Linked DNA regions of Mus musculus: all the other regions are linked to region 1. Evidence: chromatin loops called from intact Hi-C (ENCODE). Cell type or tissue: heart. All regions are shown on one strand.

The links. Hi-C counts contacts between places; a loop is a spot of excess contacts. Peaks named below come from ENCODE experiments on the same cell type or tissue, not always from the same donor. Only the 100,000 strongest peaks of a DNase experiment are listed, where the experiment ranks them.
Region 2: a loop joins it to region 1, with 3 times the contacts of the local background. A loop is called at or near these places in 2 of 42 quality-filtered maps.
Region 3: it touches region 1 in a loop (2.2-fold over the local background); 2 of 42 quality-filtered maps call a loop at or near these places.

The regions. Positions count from the first base shown.
Region 1 is chr3:60,999,652-61,007,651 of GRCm38, forward strand. It overlaps P2ry1 (purinergic receptor P2Y, G-protein coupled 1), which reads left to right and starts at 3,134. Exons shown (of 2, transcript NM_008772.5): 1 at 3,134-4,948; 2 at 7,248-8,000. The coding sequence starts at 3,791. The coding sequence ends at 4,912. In heart, no CTCF peak of the experiment used is centred here; a DNase peak (open chromatin) is centred at 3,050; H3K4me3 peaks cover 2,346 bases; H3K27ac peaks cover 1,305 bases; H3K27me3 peaks cover 1,365 bases.
Region 2 is chr3:61,181,190-61,189,189 of GRCm38, forward strand. No RefSeq gene overlaps it. Among named protein-coding and RNA genes, the nearest start is that of Rap2b, 180 kb to the right of the region's middle. In heart, a CTCF peak has its summit at 4,807; no DNase peak of the experiment used is centred here.
Region 3 is chr3:60,781,869-60,789,868 of GRCm38, forward strand. It overlaps Gm553061 (a long non-coding RNA gene), which reads right to left. Exons shown (of 5, transcript XR_867330.1): 3 at 3,338-3,622; 4 at 1-40. It overlaps Gm38326 (a long non-coding RNA gene), which reads left to right and starts at 6,493. Exons shown (of 3, transcript XR_867333.2): 1 at 6,493-6,706. In heart, no CTCF peak of the experiment used is centred here; a DNase peak (open chromatin) is centred at 3,483; H3K27ac peaks cover 2,472 bases.

The DNA.
Region 1 (8,000 bases):
TGGAAGCCATGCATAAACTTTTTGTTGCTATGTTATGTGGTCTTGTGATATGCTTTGTGTGTTCCTGTCATTTGTTTCAACTAAATTTATATCTCTTACAAGCCACTGTAAGGATGGAATGGTAGGATTATCCACCCCAAGGGTAATGGTGAACATACTTATGACACATATCAGGTTAATCAGAAGAAAACACCAATTTTCCATAACCAAAGTTTATGTGGCATGAAAACTTGAAAGAGGGAAGGCACAAAGCCACAAGGAAAGCCAACTGTTTTTATTCTTAGGTTTGATAAAAAATGTCAGCTAATAGAAGAGGAAGTCTTCTAGCCCTATCTGCTTAGATACTTCTTGGTATTTCTGGGTAGCATTTCTTCTTTTAAGGCAGTGTCAGTGGCCATTTTAGGTCTCATGGTTGGCTAAGGGGCAAAGAACTCTGAGCACAAGACATTCTACCTTCTGTACCTCACTGCAAAAGACAGTGAGGAGACTACAGACAGAAGAGGAGGAGGCTAGAGACATCTGGGGCCCCAGGTCTCTAGTTCAGACTACTAGGCATGTCAAAGGACAAATACTTTTAAGTACCCAAGCCCACTGTAACTCAAATTCAATACCAGTTAGCAACCAAGTACTTGCAGCACATGCTGGAAACATTATGGGGCATGTTTCTCTTATACTTTTTTTTAAGACATATATAATTGTATTCTAATATGAACATGGGCATAGTCTGTATTGAATGATCTTTTAATCTTTCCTTCATTGAATCTAATTCAGTATTTTATGAATGGAAAGTTGCTAACAAATGGCTATCTTATTCCTATAATATACATCTTTATTTTAAATATAACTTAAGTATAGAGTGAACACACAGTTAAATATGATAAAAATCACTTTTAAAATAATCACTCTTTTTAAAACCCAAATATAAAATGGCTATGATACAGTTTGGTTAATTATATCAGTTCCCCAAATTTCTAGTAGGCTGTCTGAAAGTACTTAGCACTATTTGGACGAAAGGTAGATTTCAAAACACTCACAGGATGAGCTAATGCATTTGCTACAGACTTCTGAGGGAGGTTGTATATTGTTTAGATTGCATGAAATTAAAAATGCAGAGGAGTGAGGAGCCAAACCTCCTGAATACCCTTGAAATACTTTAACCTGTCAATCAAACAATAGAAGAATATCTGTTAAGGTTAGAATTACAAAATCATCAGGTATGAAGACTGGGGACGTTAACAGGAAGGTAACAGGGCCATTTCGCAACTGCAGCACCTTTGCACTTGGGCTTGGTCTCCTTTATCATCACTGTGTTCTTGGGTACAACCACGACTCACAGTACCAGTGTGCTCATTCTGTCTCTGTTCCCATAAGGATCTGCTGGGTGGTGGGGAGTAATTTCCTTCCCAGTGTCTGAGCAAGGGGCTCATGATTTTCCTCTAAGGTTTTTTTCCATTGTTTGTTTGTTTTTCCTGTACGTTTAGTTTCTCTGTGTGTCTCTGTCTCTGTATCAGGCTCTGTGTCTCTGTGTCTCCGTGTCTGTGTCTCCTCTCTCTCTCTCTCTCTCTGCCTCTCTCTCTCTCTCTCTCTCTCTCTCTCTCTGTGTGTGTGTGTGTGTGTGTGTGTGTGTGTGTGTGCGTGTGTGTGTGTACATGCACATATGCTCATGTGCCACAGTGACACAATATGGGTGCACAGGTATCAGGAAAGTGGGAGTCAGTTCTTTCCTTCCACCATGTAAGTAATGGGATCAAGCTCAAGTCCTCAGGCTTGGCGGTAAGTGCCTAATGCCTTTAGTGGCTGAGACAGATCACCAACTCCTTGAGTGTTTTTAAGGGAACAAAGTCATTTAATATATGAAACTAGAATGAAATGGCTATAGAATATAATCGAAGGTATTCTATCCTCGTACTTTTTTTTTACAAGAAAAAATGTATTTGTTAATATGGCACATAAAATACATTAATCAGTAGATTGTCAAGAAGGGCTTGGTTCCATTCTTGGGTGGGTCTGTTTAATCATGTCTTCAGGTAGGAAACAATCCATTTAGTTTACAATTAAACACTTTTTTTTTATATATTGCCCACATTTTTTATGCATTTGGAACCCTAGACTAAGATTTACAAAAAATAAAATAATTACATTGGTCTCTGTCTAAATTTGAAAGGTATCTACTAGAGGAACAGGCATTTTAAGAAATAAGATTCACAATAAAGCCAAACTGTAAAGTTATCCCTCAACAAATGAACCCTCTTTCTTTATAAAGCTGTGTTTAATATTCAGCTTGATTCAGAATCATTTTCACTGTAGTCTCTATTATTTAAATGTATGTAAATGGTAACTGGAGGTTGGAGGGAGGGCGCTTGTTCTTTCCAGCAAGTGTTAGCAGTCAAGTTGGACTGATGATGTGTGCTGCGTTAACTAAGCAGTTAGACCAGGTTCTTATGTACATTCTCACAATAATGTTACCAGTGATGCCGGTGTATTAGCATTTTTCTAAGTAGTGCAAAAAATAGTATTTGGATAAAGCAAACAACAATAAAAACAAACAGACATGAAGGGCAGAAAGCGACTTGCCCATGCCGCTTACCACCCTCACTCATTCAGAGCTGGCACCCTCTGGGATCAGCAGGTTCCTACACGCGTTGGGCAAAGCAAGGCGCTGTGCAGGGCCAGGGCGTGCCCACCTGCAAACCGCTGGTTGTCTGGAGCCTGCAAACACCTTGCGAGTTCCGGGGAGGCTCCGGAGATGTCTGTCTCAGACTGCTCAGCTCAAAGCTTTAGACACAACGCTGCCAGCGTCCAGAAGGTTTTCAGCGTGTCAGCAACTTCACTTTACAGAGCTAGCTGGTGGAGGACCGAGGAAACCCCTCCAGCCATACGCTGGCCAGAAGCCACCGCTGCCCTAGAGCACCTTTTGTTCTGACCACTGATTCGAGTGGTGGCGGCCTTGCCAGGCGTGCAGGGGCACCGCGATCTCTGCTTCCAGAGGCCACCTCCCGCCCTGGGCGCCCAGCCCTGAGCCGGCGGCCCGGAGCTTGCACGGCGGAGACACGCCCCTTGCCTCCCCGCGGAGCACAGACTCGCCCGGGCTCCTAGGCTCCGCCCACCCCGCTGGGAGCCTGGCTTTCTCTCCTGCCCCCTGCACTCGAGACCCAGCCGAGCGCGGAGACGAGCTGCAGCCTTCATGGACTGTGAGCGGGGTACAGGGTAGGTAGTACGCCAGGGTCCGAGGCCACGCGCTCTCCAAAAGACCTCCAAGGTTGAGCGCGGGCTCAGAATGTGGCCGGAAGAAGAGTCGCGGCGTCCCTGGTGAAGGTCCCGGGTTGCAAGGTAGGGAGTAGGCAGATGGCCAGGCAAAGTTGATCAGAGAGGAGGTGGTTGGCCTGCGCCTTCGGGCCGCTGGGAACAGCCGAACTACTTGGACTTGACCCGCCGCGCCCCAGGCGCTCTGAGCAGCGCCTATCAGTCGCCCTGCGCGGGAGCGCACTTGCAAACTTGGTGGAGGTGCCCTGCGCGTCCTGTTGTGTAACCTCCGCGCCGCCAGCTGGACCGGGAAGTTGCCCGCACGTCCTTCAGCTTAGATCGGTCGCAGCTCCGGGCGAATTTCATGGCCCGCGACAAAAGCGCGGCCAGAGCCGGCGTGGGCGAGCCCCTGCGCGCTCCGACCCGTGGGGAACTCCCGCGCGCGGTCCCTGGCCTGCGCCTCCGATGCGCGCTGAGTCTCTCGCCGCTGCTGCCCGCTCGCCGCGGTCTGCCCTTTCTAGTAGCTGCCTGAGTTGGAAAGAAGAGGATGACCGAGGTGCCTTGGTCGGTTGTCCCCAACGGGACGGATGCTGCCTTTCTGGCGGGCCTGGGCTCGCTTTGGGGAAACAGTACTGTCGCCTCAACTGCAGCAGTTTCCTCTTCATTCCAATGTGCCCTGACCAAGACCGGTTTCCAGTTCTACTACCTGCCGGCTGTCTACATTTTAGTGTTCATCATAGGCTTCCTAGGCAACAGCGTGGCTATCTGGATGTTCGTTTTCCACATGAAGCCTTGGAGCGGCATCTCCGTGTACATGTTCAATTTGGCTCTGGCTGACTTTTTATACGTGCTCACCCTACCAGCCCTCATCTTCTACTACTTCAACAAGACTGACTGGATCTTCGGGGATGCTATGTGCAAGCTGCAGAGATTCATCTTCCACGTAAATCTCTACGGTAGCATCTTGTTCCTCACCTGCATCAGCGCACACAGGTACAGTGGCGTGGTGTACCCTCTCAAGTCTCTGGGCAGGCTCAAGAAGAAGAATGCCATTTATGTCAGCGTGCTGGTGTGGCTCATTGTGGTGGTGGCCATCTCCCCTATTCTCTTCTACTCTGGCACTGGGACTCGGAAAAACAAAACTGTCACCTGCTATGACACCACGTCCAATGATTACCTGCGAAGTTATTTCATCTACAGTATGTGCACGACTGTGGCCATGTTCTGCATCCCTTTGGTGCTGATCTTGGGCTGTTATGGATTAATTGTTAAAGCTTTGATTTACAATGACCTGGACAACTCTCCGCTCCGGAGGAAATCCATTTACCTGGTGATAATTGTCCTGACGGTGTTTGCTGTGTCTTATATCCCTTTCCATGTGATGAAAACGATGAATTTGCGAGCACGGTTGGATTTCCAGACCCCAGAAATGTGTGATTTCAACGACAGGGTTTATGCCACTTATCAGGTAACAAGAGGTCTAGCAAGTCTCAACAGCTGTGTGGACCCCATTCTTTATTTCTTGGCTGGAGATACATTCAGAAGGAGACTGTCCCGAGCCACCAGGAAAGCTTCCAGGAGGAGTGAGGCCAATTTACAATCCAAGAGTGAAGAAATGACTCTCAATATTTTATCTGAGTTCAAGCAGAATGGAGACACGAGTTTGTGAAGGCACGAGATCCTAGCTCCTGAGTTTTGTAACATGGTAGGATGCTCATAGAACAAGATGCTTTTCTTCCTAAGTTCCTAGTAATGTAAGAGAATTCTCCAAAGAAGAAAGTCGTGAGTCTAAAAATTAAGAAGCATCAATTTGATGCACATATCCACATTTATTGTTCTTTCCTGTAATCTCCTTTCTTACTGAATAGAAGTATGTGTAATAAACACTTCCCCTTCCTCCTTTTCAATTCACAGGCTTTTTTTCTGTTGAGAGAGAGAGAGAGAGAGAGACAGAGAGAGAGAGAGAGAAAGAGAATGTGTAACAGAGCAATTTTGATATTAAAAATGTCTCCAAGAAAACTGGCCACCTGGAACTTGAACCTGTGATTTGTTCAGCCTGTGTTGCTTTGAATAGCTCTTGGCATAAACAAAATAAAATCTATCCTTTAAACAATTTGGCATAGTATAATGAAATACTGGTTAGTCCATTGAATAGTGAGCAGATAGATGCCTTGATGTTCATGTCTTTCAGTTCCTCAGAAGCATACATGGTCGCTGATGTTATCTGGGGAATTGAATAGAAAAATAAAATCAATGAACTTTTCTGTGAGTAAAAAGGAGCATTTCCGGTTATTTCTGGAAAACTGATTAATAAACATCACTTCTTAAATGTTTGGTGGTGGGAGGCTGCAGATATCATATTATTGCCAAGATACGCTTAAAATAATTGAACTGCATGTGTTTTTCTTATAAATACTGTGGACTCCTAGGCTTCCTGGGATAAATAGTTCTCCCTTGCACCACTGCTGTGCAGTGTCTTAGGACTCTGTGTTCCAAGACAAGGGCTCCCTCACATCTGTGAAAACAATTTTGAGAAATCCCAGTTAAATTTTAGACTAAAGGGTGAAGGCAGCCCTTAAGGTGGAGCCCTTAGCAGATTGTGGGGTAGTGGGCGGGACTGTCGATGTTTCAGAAGGCCATGCTTGACAAGGGGCTCTCTGCAGCTGGAGGTGAGGAGAGTTCAAAAGGAAGGACGTAAAACTAAAAAATAATGGCAGGGTTCTATCTGTCTCTTCAGGGTTCTTCAAAATATTAAATGCAGAATGAAAGGGGAGTCAAGGAAATCACTTAGGTGTTCCATGATGGTGGAAAGCTGGTATCTGTTAACAAGGTGAAACCTTTCGATGACTTTTTAAATAATAAAAAAAAGCAAGGAGAAAATAAAGGAAATTAAGATTTAAGTGCTTGAGGCATGATAAAACTGAAGAGAATTCCATTACAAGTGTTCATCAGGTCATTCATAATAAAGAGAAAGCAGCGTTTTCTACTCTAGACAGTAATGAAATATTTATAAAGTTTATTGCATTTTAACAACAATTTCCAATGAATAATGAATTGCTACATTTAAAGCCCTTGAAATGGTCAAATTTAATTTAATTAAAATAATGAGGAATTAAATAGTGCAAATGAACAAATCTGATATCCAAGGTATTCTAGCAGTGGAAGTGAGTCCTCCCACAGCTACCTCCTGAGTTTGTAAGTGATGGCAGACACTGTTTTTAAAGTACTCTCTGAGAAAACAACCTTTGTGCCCAGTAGGATATATGACAGAAGATTCAGATTTGATGTCATTTCTTAAACATTCAAATGACTGGAGATCTGGGAGATTTTTGGAGTGCTTCCATTTGCCTAATGTCTTATTACTCAGGTCCATGAAGAAAAGCTATCTTTAGCCTTCCTATATAGTGGTTCATCTACACATTCAGTCCTAACATAAAGAGCTAAAGAAGCCCACTAGAGAAGACATTTACTGTGTCTCCGTCTTTTGAGATTTTCAGAGTTCTCAAGTGGTAAGACTCATGCAACATTTTCTGTTTCAGAATCCTACAGACAAAATCTACAATACACCCTTATTATTGTTGACACTTTAAATATGTTCAGTGGCTCAAAAATAATTTTCTTAAACTGACCCAAATGGAAATTTCAGAAACCCACAGCTCAGCACTCCATATGCCTGTATCGTTTCCTCAGTATTTAATACGGTTTTCTCCATTTGAGGCTTAGGATATCAGCCTGATTTCGGATATGTGTTCAATGTACTGTTTCAACTTCCAGAAAATGTTCTTTGGGTTTGTATTTGGTTAGAGGACCAAAGTATCCATCTGCTCCTTGTCATGTTCCTCATTCTGGGGATTGACCCCAGGGCCTTGTAGCTACTAGAGAAGAGTTCAACCCCTGACCTCTTGCTGCAGCCCCTAAAGTGGTCTTCCTTAGCTTACTACATCATTAAATAAACAATGATATGTCAACATAGTACCAAGACTGACTGTGCCAACTTCTTCCAGGTCACAAGACATCCCTGAGATGATCTATGCATACACAGGTCAAGAAGAAGCAACACTCTATTGACCAAAAGACCAGTGTGTGCCACCTGAGTGAGGGTTTTCCTATAAAGACAGTTATGTTGACGTTTTGTTGAAAGACACCTAAAACTGTAAGATTTAGCGAGTCATTAAACATCACACTGCAAAGATGTCTTCATTCCATTCCAAGCTCAAGGGTTTTTCTTGTTGCTCTCTGTTGTTATTCCTTACGAAGTGCTGTCTCTGACTCTTTGAAGGTTGCTTTGAACCTGCATTGAACTAAAATGATAAATTAAGAAGAAACTTCGCACAGGAGACAGAATTCAAAACTAAAACCGTGACGTGGCCACTGAGAAGAAACTTGGAAACCCATTCTTCGTGAAGAGGAAAAGTGACAGGACACCATTTGTTGATGCCGTAGGTGCTGTGGTAAACCTTGGAAAGCAGTGAGAACTGTTTGGAATCTGCTCCTCTGCTTCCTAGGACTCTGCAGTCCAGTCTTTGGCTAGAGTTCTCATTTTCCACCAACTGTGGTATGGAAAGGTTGAAACTTGTAAATCTCTGCTCACTTAGCCAGGACACTAACCCATCGTGATATAACACATATCAGTACTTAGTAGCGGCTAGAATTCAACTATGGACAGGACGTAGAAGATGTGTTACTCGTAAATATACATTGAAGCTTTTCTTCTATTGGTTGAATGTAATCATTGTAATAGTATTTATTGAAGAGGT
Region 2 (8,000 bases), 180 kb after region 1:
TCCGGTAGTACTATGTCCAATTTTCTGAGGAACCGCCAGACTGATTTCCAGAGTGGTTGTACAAGCCTGCACTCCCACCAACAATGGAGGAGTGTTCCTCTTTCTCCACATCCTCGCCAGCATCTGCTGTCACCTGAATTTTTGATCTTAGCCATTCTGACTGGTGTGAGGTGGAATCTCAGGGTTGTTTTGATTTACATTTCCCTGATGATTAAAGATGTTGAACATTTTTTCAGGTGCTTCTCTGCCATTCGGTATTCCTCAGGTGAGAATTCTTTGTTCAGTCCTGAGCCCCATTTTTTAGTGGGGTTATTTGATTTTCTGGAGTCCACCCTCTTGAGTTCTTTATATATATTTGGTATTAGTCCCCTATCTGATTTAGGATAGGTAAAGATCCTTTCCCAATCTGTTGGTGGTCTTTTTGTCTTATTGATGGTGTCTTTTGCCTTGCAGAAGCTTTGGAGTTTCATGAGGTCCCATTTGTCAATCCTCGATCTTACAGCACAAGCCATTGCTGTTCTATTCAGGAATTTTTCCCCTGTGCCCATATCTTCGAGGCTTTTCCCCACTTTCTCCTCTATAAGTTTCAGTCTAGACTCACTAGAGGGCACAGGGACAACATCCTAATTAACAAAATCAGAAATGAAAAGGGAGACATAACAACAGATCCTGAAGAAATCCAAAACACCATCAGATCCTTCTACAAAAGGCTATACTCAACAAAACTGGAAAACCTGGATGAAATGGACAAATTTCTAGACAGATACCAGGTACCAAAGTTAAATCAGGATCAAGTTAATGATCTAAACAGTCCCATATCCCCTAAAGAAATAGAAGCAGTCATTAATAGTCTCCCAGCCAAAAAAAAAAGCCCAGGACCAGACGGGTTTAGTGCAGAGTTCTATCAGACCTTCAAAGAAGATCTAATTCCAGTTCTGCACAAACTATTTCACAAAATAGAAGTAGAAGGTACTCTACTCAACTCATTTTATGAAGCCACAATTACTCTGATACCTAAACCACAGAAAGATCCAACAAAGATAGAGAACTTCAGACCAATTTCTCTTAAGAATATCGATGCAAAAATACTCAATAAAATTCTCGCTAACCGAATCCAAGAACACATTAAAGCAATCATCCATCCTGACCAAGTAGGTTTTATTCCAGGGATGCAGGGATGGTTTAATATACGAAAATCCATCAATGTAATCCATTATATAAACAAACTCAAAGACAAAAACCACATGATCATCTTGTTAGATGCAGAAAAACATTTGACAAGATCCAACACCCATTCATGATAAAAGTCTTGGAAAGATCAGGAATTCAAGGCCCATACCCAAACATGATAAAAGCAATCTACAGCAAACCAGTAGCCAACATCAAAGTAAATGGTGAGAACTGGAAGCAATCCCACTAAAATCAGGGACTAGACAAGGCTCCCCACTTTGTCCCTACCTATTCAACATAGTACTTGAAGTATTAGCCAGAGTAATTAGACAACAAAAGGAGATCAAGGGGATACAAATTAGAAAAGAGGAAGTCAAAATATCACTTTTTGCAGATGATATGATAGTATATATAAGTGACCCTAAAAATTCCACCAGAGAACTCCTAAATCTGATAAACAGCTTCGGTGAAGTAGCTGGATATGAAATTAACTCAAACAAGTCAATGGCCTTTCTCTACACAAAGAATAAACAGGCTGAGAAAGAAATTAGGGAAACAACACCCTTCTCAATAGTCACAAATAATATGAAATATCTTGGCGTGACTCTAACTAAGGAAGTGAAAGATCTGTATGATAAGAACTTCAAGTCTTTGAAGAAAGAAATTAAAGAAGATCTCAGAAGATGGAAAGATCTCCCATGCTCATGGATTGGCAGGATCAACATTGTAAAAATGGCTATCTTGCCAAAAGCAATCTACAGATTCCATGCAATCCCCATCAAAATTCCAACTCAATTCTTCAACGAATTAGAAAGAGCAATCTGCAAATTCATCTGGAATAGCAAAAAGCCTAGGATAGCAAAAACTCTTCTCAAGGACAAAAGTACCTCTGGTGGAATCACCATGCCTGACCTAAAGCTTTACTACAGAACAATTGTGATAAACACTGCATGGTACTGGTATAGTGACAAACAAGTAGACCAATGGAATAGAATTGAAGACCCAGAAATGAACCCACACACCTATGGTCACTTGATCTTCGACAAGGGAGCTAAAACCTTCCAGTGGAAGAAAGACAGCATTTTCAACAAACGGTGCTGGCACAACTGGTTGTTATCATGTAGAAGAATGTGAATCGATCCATTCCTATCTCCTTGTACTAAGGTCAAATCTAAGTGGATCAAGGAACTTCACATAAAACTACAGGCAACAGCTTTTAGGATAGCCCCTATTCCAGTTGTTTGAGACCCACATGAAGGCCAAGTAGCACATCTGCTACATATGAGTGGGGAGTCTTAGGTCCAGCCTATGTATGTACTTTAGTTGGTAGTTCAGACTCTGAGTGCTCCATGGGTCCAGGTTAGTTGACTCTGTTGGTCTTGCTCTAGATTTCCAATTCCCCCCAGGTTTGTAATCCTTCCTCTTATCCTTTCATAAGAGTCCCCAAGCTCCATCCTCTGTTTGGCTGCCTCTGTCTGTATCTGAGTTAGCAGCTGGGAGGAGCCTCTCAAAGGACAGCATGCTCCTGTCTGCAAGCATAACAGAGCATCATTAACAGTGTTAGATTGGTGCTTGTCCGTGGGATGAGTCTCACATTTAGCCAGTTATTAGTTAGCCATTACCTCATTCTCTATTCCATCCTCCATTTCTTGTATACAGGATAAATTTTGGGTCAGAAGTTTTGCGAGTGAGTTGGTGCCTCCACTGGGATTCCTGCCTGGATAAAAATGGTGGCTTCATCAGGTTTCACATTCCTAATGAAGTGAGTCATAGCTAAGATCACCCCCATTGATTCTTGGGCACCCCCATTATCCCAGGTCTCTCTCTGTCTTCTGTAGATGCCCATCTCCCATCCCCTCACCCCCAATAGTTGCAGATTTCCATTCATTTTCATGGCCATACAGACATCTCTCCTGTCCTTTCCCATACCTGATCCTGAATCCCTCATTCCCTTCCCCATTCCTCCTCCATCCCGGTTCCCTCCCTCCACCTACCTCTTATGACTATGTTATTCCTCCTTCTAAGTCAGATTCAAGCTTCCTTGCTTGGACCTTCCTTCTTGTTTAGCTTCTTTGGTCTGTGGAGTATAACATGTATCTTTTATGGCTAGTATCCACTTAACAGTGAGTACATACCATGCATGTCCTTTGGGTCTTGGTTACCTCACTCAGGATGATATACTCAAGTTCCATCCATTTGCCTGCAAAATTCATGATGTCTTGGTTTTTAGTAATTGAATAGTTTCCCTTTGTGGAGATTTATAAGAAAGGAAGAGAAGTAAGAGACAGCTACTGAAGTGAGCTCATTGTAGATTGGTATCTGTAGAACACATGCCTGTAGCTGTAGCCCTCCTGTGCTTCCACAAGAGTCACCTGTCTTTGCCTGCTGACATCACCAGCTTGATGAGGTCTTTGAAGCACAGTTAAATGTGTGGAAAGTTCTGCCATTTATACAACCATAAGATTTAAATACAGACACATTACTCTACAATCTTAATCGAATTAATTTTGTTTTGAAAGATGAGTTCATTCAACATGGACAGTTCTCCTCAGAATCATGAAGGGGACTGTCAGTCTCATGCTATCATTGACCCTAACATAGATATCTTTCTTTCTTGCATCCCAGTATCAAAGAAATGTATTGGTCCTAAACATTAAATTGTGACACATCCCTCACTAAATAATCAATATGTATTACTTAAATTATACCAGGCACTCTTTTAAAATTTGGAGAGTACCATGAGTAAAATTTATATTCTATCTTTTTGGAGTTTACTTTCTTTCATGGTAGGATAGGTAACAAGTATTTTAATTATATTTTAATTTATGCCATTAAATGTGTTTATACATAACATACTAATCTTTGTTCCTACTATTACTACAAAGAAGCAGAAGCAATGACATAAACATATAGACTGGAGGAATCTTTTGAAATTTTGCTGATATTATTGAAAACAGGAAGTCCTATATTGTGCTATCTGAATGCTGTAGAACCAGGAAGACATGAAATAACTCAGCTTCAGTTTGAAGGTCTAGAAATCACCATAACCAGAGAAATTAATTATAATCATTTTCTGTCTGTAACTAGAGGTCTTTGAATAAGAAAGTGAGTTAGAACACTGATGAATGTCTCAGAGTCTGAGGCCATAATATTGCAGCTCTGATATCCAAAGGTAGAAGGTATCAGCTCTGGAAGAGTGACTCCTAATGCTTCAGGTTTTCTGGTGTCCCTAGGATCTAAGGTAGACTGGATGATATCTACCCACACATAAGGGCAGGATTCTTTACAAAATCTACTGATTCAAACGTTAATCTCTTCTAGGAACATCCTCAAAAATACCCACCAGTAATGTTTTATCAACTGTTTGGGTATCCCTGTTTTCAGTCAGGATTGATCATTCAGTCCACTGCACTGAAACTCACTCCATGTCCTTTTCTGTTGGGTTTGTGAAAAGCATTCAGTCTCCCTGATCAATTGTTTTTTTGTTTGTTTGTTTGTTTGTTTGTTTTTTATGAAAATGAGCAAATGTAAGGAGAAGTGGCATTTTCCTGTCTGTCTCCCTCCTTCCTCCCTCCCTTCCGTTTGGGAGTCCATGTCTAACAGAGCCTGGTGTCTGGCACAGCAGCACCACCTTTTGGATGTCTGATTTTTCTAGGACTAGTGCTCCCTCTGGACTTCATTAACACCACTCTTTCCTTTTGTTCCTTCTTCACAACTCTAGCTGGCAGCTAAGATTCCCTTAACCTTAGCCAAAGCTCTGCAATTACCAGCACCAGTCAGTTTTCCATATCTGTAAAAAGATAGCTTTTGTGTATCCACCTTTTTAAAAAGTGTATTTTGGCTCACATTGTCAGGTGTCTATGGTTGATTGATCTTATTGCTTTGTGACTTTGGAAAGACAAAACACCATCACAGGAAACATATGTTGGAGGAGAGTTGCTTATCTCACACTGGCCAGGAATCAAAGACCATGAGAAAGGGATACAGTGATGTGTAGAGAAAGGGGCTTAGGGTAGACTTCAAAGGCAAACAGCAATGACCTTTCCATATCAAGCCCTATGCATTAAAGTTTCCATAACTCCTATTAGTCTATTGAATTTTGAATCTATAAATGGATCTATTGATGTGACCAGAGCTCTTTTTATCCAGTCACCTCACAAACGTTGGACTTTAGAATATTGACTCGAGAGTAAGCTTTAACACAAACTTTTAGGGGGCATTTTAAATATCAAATCAGCACGAGTCACTTCATGAGATCTTTACTTGTGTTCTCTTTCTGTCACTTGAGGAATTTAGTTCTCAATGAGATTCTAATCCATCTTCATGTTATATAAATGAGAAGAAGGAGGAAGAGGAGGAGGAGAATTAATATAGGAAAACAAGAAGTTGGAGATGTGTATATACCTCTTTGAGAAAGGGGGCATTTAAACAAATATTTGAAGTAATCTAGTTTTCACCTATTTAATTTTTTGATCTTATTAATTTCTTTGTGTGTTTAGTCAAACATTTATTCTTTCTCTTCCCAGATATGAGGCTTCTCATATTAGTGTGAATTTGAAATAGATAGATAGATAGATAGATAGATAGATAGATAGATAGATAGAAAGATAGATTTTTGTGCACATACAAACATTCCTACAGAGACACAGGTACACATGTGCACACAGACATAAGCAAATATAAACTGCCATAGTTTGTCTATGAAGTGTGCCTCAGAGTGATTCATAAGTTCAAAGCCTGGTTTCTAGCTAGTAGATACTTCCAGGGGATGATACAATTATGAAGAATGTAATGTAGTATATGAATTAATTTCTCTATGAATTTATAACATTGTGCCATTTTGGGAATGTGGTATAAAGTATGAGTGGGTGGCTACTATCAGTTGAAGTAGGCTGAGGAACAAGTTCTAGAAAAATATACCTTTGTATCACACATGCCTGTCTCCTCTCTGCTTTTTGGCTTCCATGAAGTGAACAGATGTCTCTAGTCTGCTCTTCCCAGGTGATATTTCTACCCTGCCACAGGCCTGAAAGCCATAGAGCTTGCTAATCTTGGACCGAGTTCTCTGAAAATGTGAGTAGAAATGAAATCTCAGGTATCTTTCACTGGGATGAGAAAAGAAATGATCTTTTAAATACCATACCCAATGTAATATTTTAATGTGCATATATGAGACTGTGCTACTGTGCATTGTTTTTTTATGTAACTTGAACCCAGGATTCCATAGATGCTAAACGAATATTCTCCCACTTAGGTAAGTCCTCATCCTTTTATTTTCTTTGCATTTAATTCAGAGATGTGATTTTAAGATTTGTCATTGATGGTGAGCATGCCCTTATTTATTTTGTATAAACATGTTTATTCCTTGAACTCACATTCTGTCATATGTACATACTGTTTATGTCCTTTTATTCAGTTCTTGATAAGCATTTTCAGTTATACATAATTTTTGTAAATGTCCTATGACTTACCCTTTTGCATTTCTAAGATTTCATATTGAAATCACTTGCGAAGTTATTATGAACTTCAACTAGAGAAGAGTTCCTGCTATAAAAACTATTCCAGCAAATAATGTAAAGTTGTTAACTTCTGGGAGAGATGGCAGACCAGTATTGCGTCTGTGTTACCTCATGAAGGAGAGTTAGGAAAAATTTTATTCCAAAGTAACAAAAGCCACAAAAGTAAAGCAGGATACTGGATAAGTACTAGCAACCAAGCCAGGACAAGCCCTGGGGTGGTGGAGCATTCTACCACAACTGGGAGGCAGAAGTTCCAGAGATGAGCAGGACAAGCCATTGTCATCTGTGGTGGTTAACTTTGTTTGTCACTTCTATGTAATATACCATCCACTAGGAAACATCCCTCGGGTGGGTCTGTGTGGGAATTTCATGGAAGAAAAAGAGCTTGGATGACAGCCCAAGTATACAGAGGTCTGAGAGGAAAGCATTGCTGCTTCTGCTTGTGAGTGTATCTACTCCATTGCTGTTCTTCTTTGCTGACATTAAACACAGCTTCTCTGCCTTTTGATGTGACAGAAGACAGGCAACCCTCTATGAATCTTGAGGCTTTTAGCATCAAGTTGGGATCCTGAGAGATCCATTCCCATGAACTGAGCAGCGAGTGGATTCTTGCCCTGATCTTGTCAGCCACAGTTGAACTATTCAGCATGTACAATGTAAATGAATCTTATAAATCCAGTTTGTAGTATTCTATTCATTTTATCATTTCTATTCCTCTATAGAAACCTTGAACAATACATAGTCCCACCCTGTCGTCAGGAGCAGTACTCCACTACTGGGAATAAGCTTTGATGTTGGTAGCCTTGCTCCTGAAGTCAGTGGGTGGGGTGACCTTCTGGATATCCTGACATTTGTTACTGCAGAGACTGCAAACTTTGAAGAAACAAAGGCTTTCTTGGATTCCATAGTTGCATTCTTCCAGGAACATGACTAATACTTAGAGGTTTCACAATGATCAAGACAGATCTTCCTGTGACAGCAGTGCTATGGCTGCTTTCCACACTCTCTATACAATTGAGAACTATCCTCTCATGGCTACAACATGATCTACCCCATGGTGACTGCTCTGGGCCATGTTAGGAAGCTTAAGCCACCTGTCCATCTAGAGATCAGAGAGTTATGTGTGATCAGCAGGGGCTCAGGCAATCAAAAGAATGAACTTTTTGAGCAGTGAACATTCTGTTATTGACCAATGCTGGCTCAAGACCAGCATAAACTGTACAAAGGACAACATTCCACATTTGAACTGGCATCCTCCTTACAAAGAACTTCTGATGTCTCCAATTACTGAAGACACAGAAACTCCTGGAA
Region 3 (8,000 bases), 220 kb before region 1:
TTGATGGAGTCTTCATGGCCAAAGTTGAGAGATCCAAGGTCTGAAAAAGAAAAAAAAATACAAAAAAGTCAAATGTACTTAATAAAAATATTTTTAAATTAATACATTTATAATGATAATGATACTTTAATGTGAAGACTCCTATCCCTTGTTTTATCATAGTAACAAAAAGTAACTTGTGAACTTAGCTTCTCTATTTAAATTTTAATTTATTAGATATTTTCCTTATTTACATTTCAAATGTTATCCCCTTTCCTGGTCTCCTTCCAAAAACCCTCTCCTCCACCCCTGCTCACCAACCTACCCACTCCTACTTTCTGGCCCTTGCATTCTCCTATACTGGGGCATAGAGCCTTCTCATGACCAAGGGCCTTCCTTCCCATTGATGACTAACTAGGCCATCCTCTGCTGCATATATAGCTGGAGCCATGAGTCCCACTATGTGTACTCTTTGGTTGGTGGTTTAGTCCCTGGGAGTTCTGGGAGTACTAGTTAGTTCATATTGTTGTTCCTCCTATGGAGCTGCAAACCCCTTCAGCTCCTTGGGCACTTTCTCTAGCTCCTTCATTGGGGACCCTGTGCTCCATCCAATGGATGGCTGTGAGCCTCCACTTCTGTATTTGTCAGGCACTGGCAGAGCCTCTCAGTAGATAGCTATATCAGGCTCCTGTCAGCACGCTTTCATTGGCATCCACAATAGTGTCTGGGTTTGGTGGTTGTTTATAGGATGGATCCCTGGGTGGGGCATTCTCTGGCTATCATTTCTTTTTTTTTTTTTTTAATATTTTTTATTACGTATTTTCCTCAATTACATTTCCAATACTATCCCAAAAGTCCCCCATACCCTCGCCCCCACTCCCCTACCCACCCATTCCCACGTTTTGGCCCTGGCGTTCCCCTGTACTGGGGCATATAAAGTTTGCTTGTCCAATGGGCCTCTCTTTGCGGTGATGGCCGATTAGGCCATCTTTTGATACATATGCAGCTAGAGTCAAGAGCTCAGGGGTACTGGTTAGTTCATAATGTTTTTGCACCTACAGGGTTGCAGATCTCTTTAGCAACTTGGATACTTTCTCTAGCTCCTTCATTGGGGGCCCTGTGATCCATCCAATAGCAGACTGTGAGCATCCACTTCTGTGTTTGATAGGCCCAGGCTAGTCTCACAAGAGACAGCTATATCAGGGTCCTTTCAGCAAACACTTGCTAGTCTCTGCTCCACACTTTGTCTCTGTTAACTCCTTCCATAGGTATTTTGTTCCCCTTCTAGGAAGGATCGAAGTATCCCCACTTTGTTCTTCCTTCTTCTTGAGTTTCATATGGTTTGCAAATTGTATTTTGGGTATTCAGAGCTTCTGGACTAATATCCACTTATCAGTAAGTACATATCATGTGTGTTCTTTTGTGATTGGGTTACCTCACTCAGGATGATATCCTCCAGATCTATCCATTTGCCTAAGAATTTCATAAACTCTCTGTTTTTAATAGCTGAATAGTACTCCTTTGTGTAAATGTACCACATTTTTTTGCATCCATTCCTCTGTTGAGGGATATCTGCGTTGATTATAAATAAGGCTGCTATGAACATAGTGGAGCATGTGTCCTTATTACTTGTTGGAGCATTTTCTGGGTATATGCCCAGGAGTGGTATTGCAGCTTCTTATTCAAGCAGACAAATTACAAAATAATATTTTCTAGATAATTATAGAAAGCTGAACACTGAGCCATTAAATGACAAGTCCTCTTACCTGACAGAGCTATGGAGATGATTTCCCAAGTCTCCCCTCAACTGTGTTCATGTTGCCTTTTAACTACACAGTTTAAATGAACACAGACTGATACAAATACACAACTAACACAGCAATGGAAAATCAGAAATATGAGAGATAGTTATACACTTCTATTTCTGACTAGAGTTTGGTGTGCAGTGGGTTTATCTCCAGACAACATAATAAGGCACTGTTTAAAAGACATGATGTAACTTTTCTGTGGCTGTTTAATACTGCTGAGGCACTCTAAGGAATTCTGGCTACTTTAAGCAATTTGCTTTACATTGTCCAGAATTGGATAGGTGGGAAGTCTCAACATGTAACAGCATTTGTTACCAAGTTCAACCACCTGAATTATATTCCTGGGATCAAGATGGCTAAAGAGACCCAGCTTCATCAAGCTGTCCTGTAACTTACACACACACACACACACACACACACACACACACACACACTGAATTAAAAGTAGTTTTTAAAACGTTAAAATTGTCCAGTCTCTGTTTTTTAAACTAAAAAAATTAAGAGTGGAATTTTATTTCTGCCACTTTGTGGTAAGAGAACTAAAAATGACTAGAAAGTAAGAGGTAAGATAATGAGGGAAAAGAAGAGTGGGAAGGGGGTGGTTCAACAGCAGAAAAGGAGGAGAGAGAAGGATAAGAGAGGAGGGAGGACCATGATACAGACAGAAGGGGTCAAGGAAGAAAGGATAAAGGAAACGGGGGAACAGGGTGGGAGATAGGAGTGGGTTGGGGGAGAAGAAGGGGGATTAGACAGAAGGGAGGAGAGCAGAGAGGAGGCAGGAAAGGGGGAAAGGTTGTGAGGGAAGAGGGGAGCCTGAGAAAGAGATTCACATCCAAGGTAATGGCCTAGTCTTGGTCAAGGTTGTCCTTGTAAACAGCACATCGGACTTCTTTAAACAGATAAAGATTTTACTAAGTGGGCCATAAGCTAGGGTTCCAGTTCGTTTTGTATGACCAACTCAAGACAAGCAGAAATGATCCTTGGTCAACATCAAGATCACCACTCCTGAGCTCAATTCCCGTGTATGATATTTATACCGCTGGGGCAGAAAACTCCTGTTACCATAACCTCATTGACCTTTCATTCTCAGCTCACAAATCAGCCTAGTCCACGATAGTCTTTTACTTGTAAATCCCAAGATTGCTGCCTGTGGCCCAGCTTTGGGAACATTCAGAAATCAGCTTTTGTTCATGGGAGATGGTTTTTACTTCCTCAGTAGCCACAAAGTGGGAAATTTCTCACGCATGGAGAATGAAGGATGGTGCTGGAAAAGAATCATGCCTGTTTATTACATTTAGGACTAAAAGCTCTGTTTTGGTGATGTAATTAGCTTGTGACAAAAGCATATTACTATTAAAATTGTCATAATCACCTAGGGTTAGCTGAATGACATAATGTGTCTTGGTTCTGATAATTCAAGGGATATCTTATTATGGTGTTGGGAAGAGATGGAAGCCAAAAATCACTTTCTGATTTTTCTGTACTAACACCAAAGAAACCAAAGAATCCTTTGCCTCAAAAGCAGCTTTTACAAAAAAAGCAAGTCTTACGTCTCCAATTAGGAAGTGGAAGCGCCAGGCTACTGGGGCTGGCTAAATGTTTAAGTTTCTTGTCTATAGAGAGACACAGGAAGCACACTTCCTTATCAGCCAGAGCAGAGGAGCCTTCTTTCAGCACGCCCACTGGCTGGGAGCAGATGTTGCACTGCCCTAATATGCAAGGAGCCTATTTGTGCTGTAATTGAATGGTTTGCAGCAGCACAGCTGGGCCTCGCAGATTTCACTTCCTTGATAGTCCACAGCCTACAGTTCATTTTTGCCAAGCCAATAGGTGACCTGTAGAAGGAAAAAAAAAATAACATAACCAAATTTAAGGAGCGATGCACAGGGAGCCTCTTCATTTTTACCTCATTAATTCTGTCATTGTTTTCCTCCTGCTCAGAACAGTTACTTTGCCCCCTAAAACTCTGCTTCTTTCAAGATAATTTACAATCATGGAAACCACACAGATCGCTGAGGTCGGGAAGCCACAGAGAGACCACATCCTTTGTTTTCATTTCTCAGCTCCAAGTATCTTAAGCTGCCTGGTTCCAAGATGTGCACATCCACCCCGAGGCCGAATTGTGTAAGAATGTCTCCTTTGGCACCATGCTTCTCTGTCAACACAAATGACTTATCTGTTGTCTGATAAACCAAGTGGACACCCTAAAGAGCTCTCTGGAAACCATGATTGTGTCTGGGTTGGCAGAGGAAGACTTTAGAACATGAGGTATTGAGAATTACCTGAAGATAGAAGCTGCTCCTACTGAAGGAGAGAGAGAGAGAGAGCTCGAAGGAGGGAGGCACAGAGAACACAAGTGTGCACAGATGTTTCAAAATTGTGATCTGAAAGCTATTCTGGCTTAGAGATGTCTTTATCCTCAAGTCCAAGTAGATCAAAGAGAGTGCTTAAAATGGAGGAAGAATTTATTGTTCACTAGGGTCAAGCCAAGCCTTAAGGAAGAAAGGCCTTAAGGAAGAAAGGTTTTCTACTTAATCTTTGAGTTTTTGTTTTCACACAGCTGGGGTAATTAGGTATGGCCTAGGAAAATTTATTTCTTGGAATGGAAGATGGCAGTACAGAACTCAGAATGCAGTCTCCACTGGGTTTGGAACTCCTTGTTAAAAGGATCTTTTTATTTTCCAAGATGTCTAGCCTATCTCTTGAGAGCCGGAAACTAGGAATGAATATGTACTGAAAGATCAAACTAGACATTCTACATATATTTGGAACATTTTCTTTTTATCTAACATATTACCATGAAGATAATAGTTAAAGTGATATATCTATGACATACGGTGTGATGTTTTGAAATATCTATATATTATGAAATATTAAGTCAAGAAATTAACAACTTTCTGACTTTCTCACCTCTTATATTTATCCATTTTGTGTAACAATAAAATTATGATTGCTCAGAAATATTCAAGACACACTCCATTAGGATCAATAATAACCATTATGTTGTATAATAGACCTACAGAATGTACCCCTCCTGTGTAACAGTATCTTAGGTCTCTTTACTGCTGCCGCCCCTACCCCTAACCTTCCAGTCCACAGTCCTCACAACCACGATTCTATTCTCTATTTCTGTGAGGTCAAAATTTTTAAATTTCACATATGACTGATATAGTATGAAATGCTTTTTTCTGTTCCCATATTATTCCTCTTAGTGTGGCATCTTCCAGGTTACTGAGAATATTTTATGCACAGGAACAAAACACAAAGAGTGGCTGTAGAAGAACAGTATGTTTAGAGTCTTCTGTGGCCATATCTGGTTTGTTTCCTACTGCTGTAGCACAAGGACAAACACAAGTTGGGGGAGAAAAAGGATATAAACTTCATCTTAATAGCTTACAGTCTATCATAAAGCAGACTCGGCAGAAACTCAAGGCAAGAACCTAGAGGCAGGAACTGAAGCAGAGGCCATTGAAGAATGCTACTTATTGGCTTGACCCGTGACTTGCTCATTCTCACTTTCTTATACACACAGGACTACCTGCCCAAGGGTAGCACTGCCACCAGTGGGCTGGGTCCTCCCTCATCATTCATGGATTAAGAAAATGTTGTATAGACTTGTTTATATGCCAAGATGATGAATGGACCTTCTCAAATGAGGTTCCTTCTTCCATGATGAATTGTGCTTGTGCCAAGTTGACAAAAAACAAAAGACAAAACAAAACAACAAAAGCAAACAAACAAAAAACAAAACAAAACAAACTAGCCAGTGCATAGACTAACAACTGGCATATTCCTATGTATTAAGTGCATCTTTTCCATCTTTCAGGAACTCTATTGGCAAATATTAACAATGGAGACAGAATTCTTGATCCAACAGAGGACTATTATAGCCAGATTCACTTCAAGATTTATTGGTCTAGATGCCAATTAAGAAGAGAAGCACACAGTCAGAGATAGTTTTCAACCACATTAAAGGTTTGCAAAAACTATGCATCATGACCCCATTAGAGGTCTCAGAGCCTCTCACAGGAGTTGACTAAGACCTAGAAAAACACAGATATTTAGATTATGATTCAAAATGGTAACAAAATTACAATTATTAGTTAGCAACAAAAATAATTTTATGGTTGTGGTTCATCGGGACATGAGGAACTAACTGTATTAAAGGTTTGAAGCATTAGAAAGGTGGTGAACCACTGCTTACATGATGCCAATACCAGAAGAACCAGATCACTAGAGTGTGTTTGAAGGACAAAGTCAGGTACTTTAAATCAGGTGAGTCAGGGCTTACTTCGCATCACAGGTGAATTCTTCAACATGGGTACAACACCTGCTCCCTGATTTCTATTTTAAGGTGGCGTGAGTTTCAAATGCCTTGTAGTCTCTTTAATCCCACACACTGTTGTATTCAGAAGTCACACAGGTGAGAAGGGCCTTTCCCCGACTCACTCAGTATTGCTAATATGGTAAAAAGTGAGAGATTCTGAGTTAAAACTGTACCTTTTTTCTCCCCTTGAGAAATTGAAAGTTGGGGGAAGTAATGACTCAAGCTGCTTCCACTGGGTGGTGGAGCAGAAGACTGAGAGCCAGCTGCCGGGACCAGCTAGGGACTACGGATTCATTACCTCCTTTCCTTATCTGAATCAGAGACTGAGTAACAGCCTCGAAACGGCTCCCTCACAGCAGCGCCATGTTATTTCTATTCTTTGCTATTTGGTGAATGTTTCGCTGCAGTGCAGGTCTCAGTCAGTTGTGGACTACATAAAGCTGTGACAGAGCAACTTAGTTACGGATTTCAACAAGAGGAGAAGCAGCCTTTTTAGAGAAATATACTTAATTCCCCACGGAGAACAAGGGGAGTCCCTCCCTTGGCTCACTCCCATTTATTTGTGGACTTTGGAGGCATTCTGTTTGAAACTGTGAGTAAGGGTTCATATTGTTGATTGTATTTTATCCTCAAATGCCCAGAGCTTCTTAGAATTTCTACAATCAGATACGTTGTCAGAGAGTATAAAATATCATCATAGGCAGGCTACTCCGTGTTTGAAAAGGTTTTCAGTTTCTTCTTATCCCTTGTATTCCAGTCACAAAACTGTACATTGTTTTAATGAATTCGAGTTTTCTAACTCCAAAAACCCCAAGCCTCAAACAGTGAAAATTTCGACTGGTACTGTAAAGGTAAACTCGTAGTTCATTCACTCAGTTACTTAGTGCCTGTGCTGTTAGCATCTGCACTGGGCACTGCATTTAAAGGGCAAGAAAATAAACTGACCTGTGTTTCACTGTGGTATTCACCAAAGTTTGACTGAATTCCAATGCTGCCATTAACCAAGGTTTGGGTTCATTGTCAAGGGGAACAGATTTGGTTAAAGTGATATCTCCCTCTTCAGCCTCTCTGACAACTTCTCAGAGGTTCGGTCTCTTATGGTATACTGTGTATGCTTTTTAACAAGAGCTTGTGTATGATGTCAGGAAGGTTCTTTTTTTTTTAACTATTTTACAATAATTACAGCACAGCAGTCACAAGTTTGCAGCATGGAATAAGGGCCTTTCTATATAGCCATCCCCATTAATATGTAACAGAAAGTAGACTTAATTAGGTTAATGTCTCTGCCATGCAGACAGCTGAGTTTGAGGAAGTTGAAGGGATCTTCTAGAGCTAGAGCAATAAAATAAATAAATAAATAAATAAATAAACCGAGAGATGCATGAGCTTCTGCTTTCCTATTAGTTAAAATTGTGATGAATTGATAGTTGAGTTATGAATAAAGGACACACTTATGACCCACCGGTAGAACTGCTATCATCCTGTTGAAGGGCTCCTGAGCACAATTTTTTTAATTTTTTTTTTTTTTTTTTGCTATTCTGACCACTGTGTTTTATATTTCTGCTGTTGGTGTCAAAATTTCTGTGTAGCATTACAGAATCTCTCCTACATGGACTTGCACATGCAGTGTCTTTTGTCTTCTGGCTGCCAGCCAGGCCAATGCAATGAATGCGCTTCAGTTTCTTGCACATGTGAGGCCTCACCCACTTTGCTTGCTTGCCTATGAGCGTATTTTCTTACAAATTCTCTTGCTCTAGTCCGAATTAAAACCACCACCATCAACAACAACAAGATTTGCTGTAGATTAAAATGTTGAAGAGAATACTGTAGTTACTCCAAAAGCAATTAGAGCTAATCCTATATCATATTTGGACTTATGTTTCTAT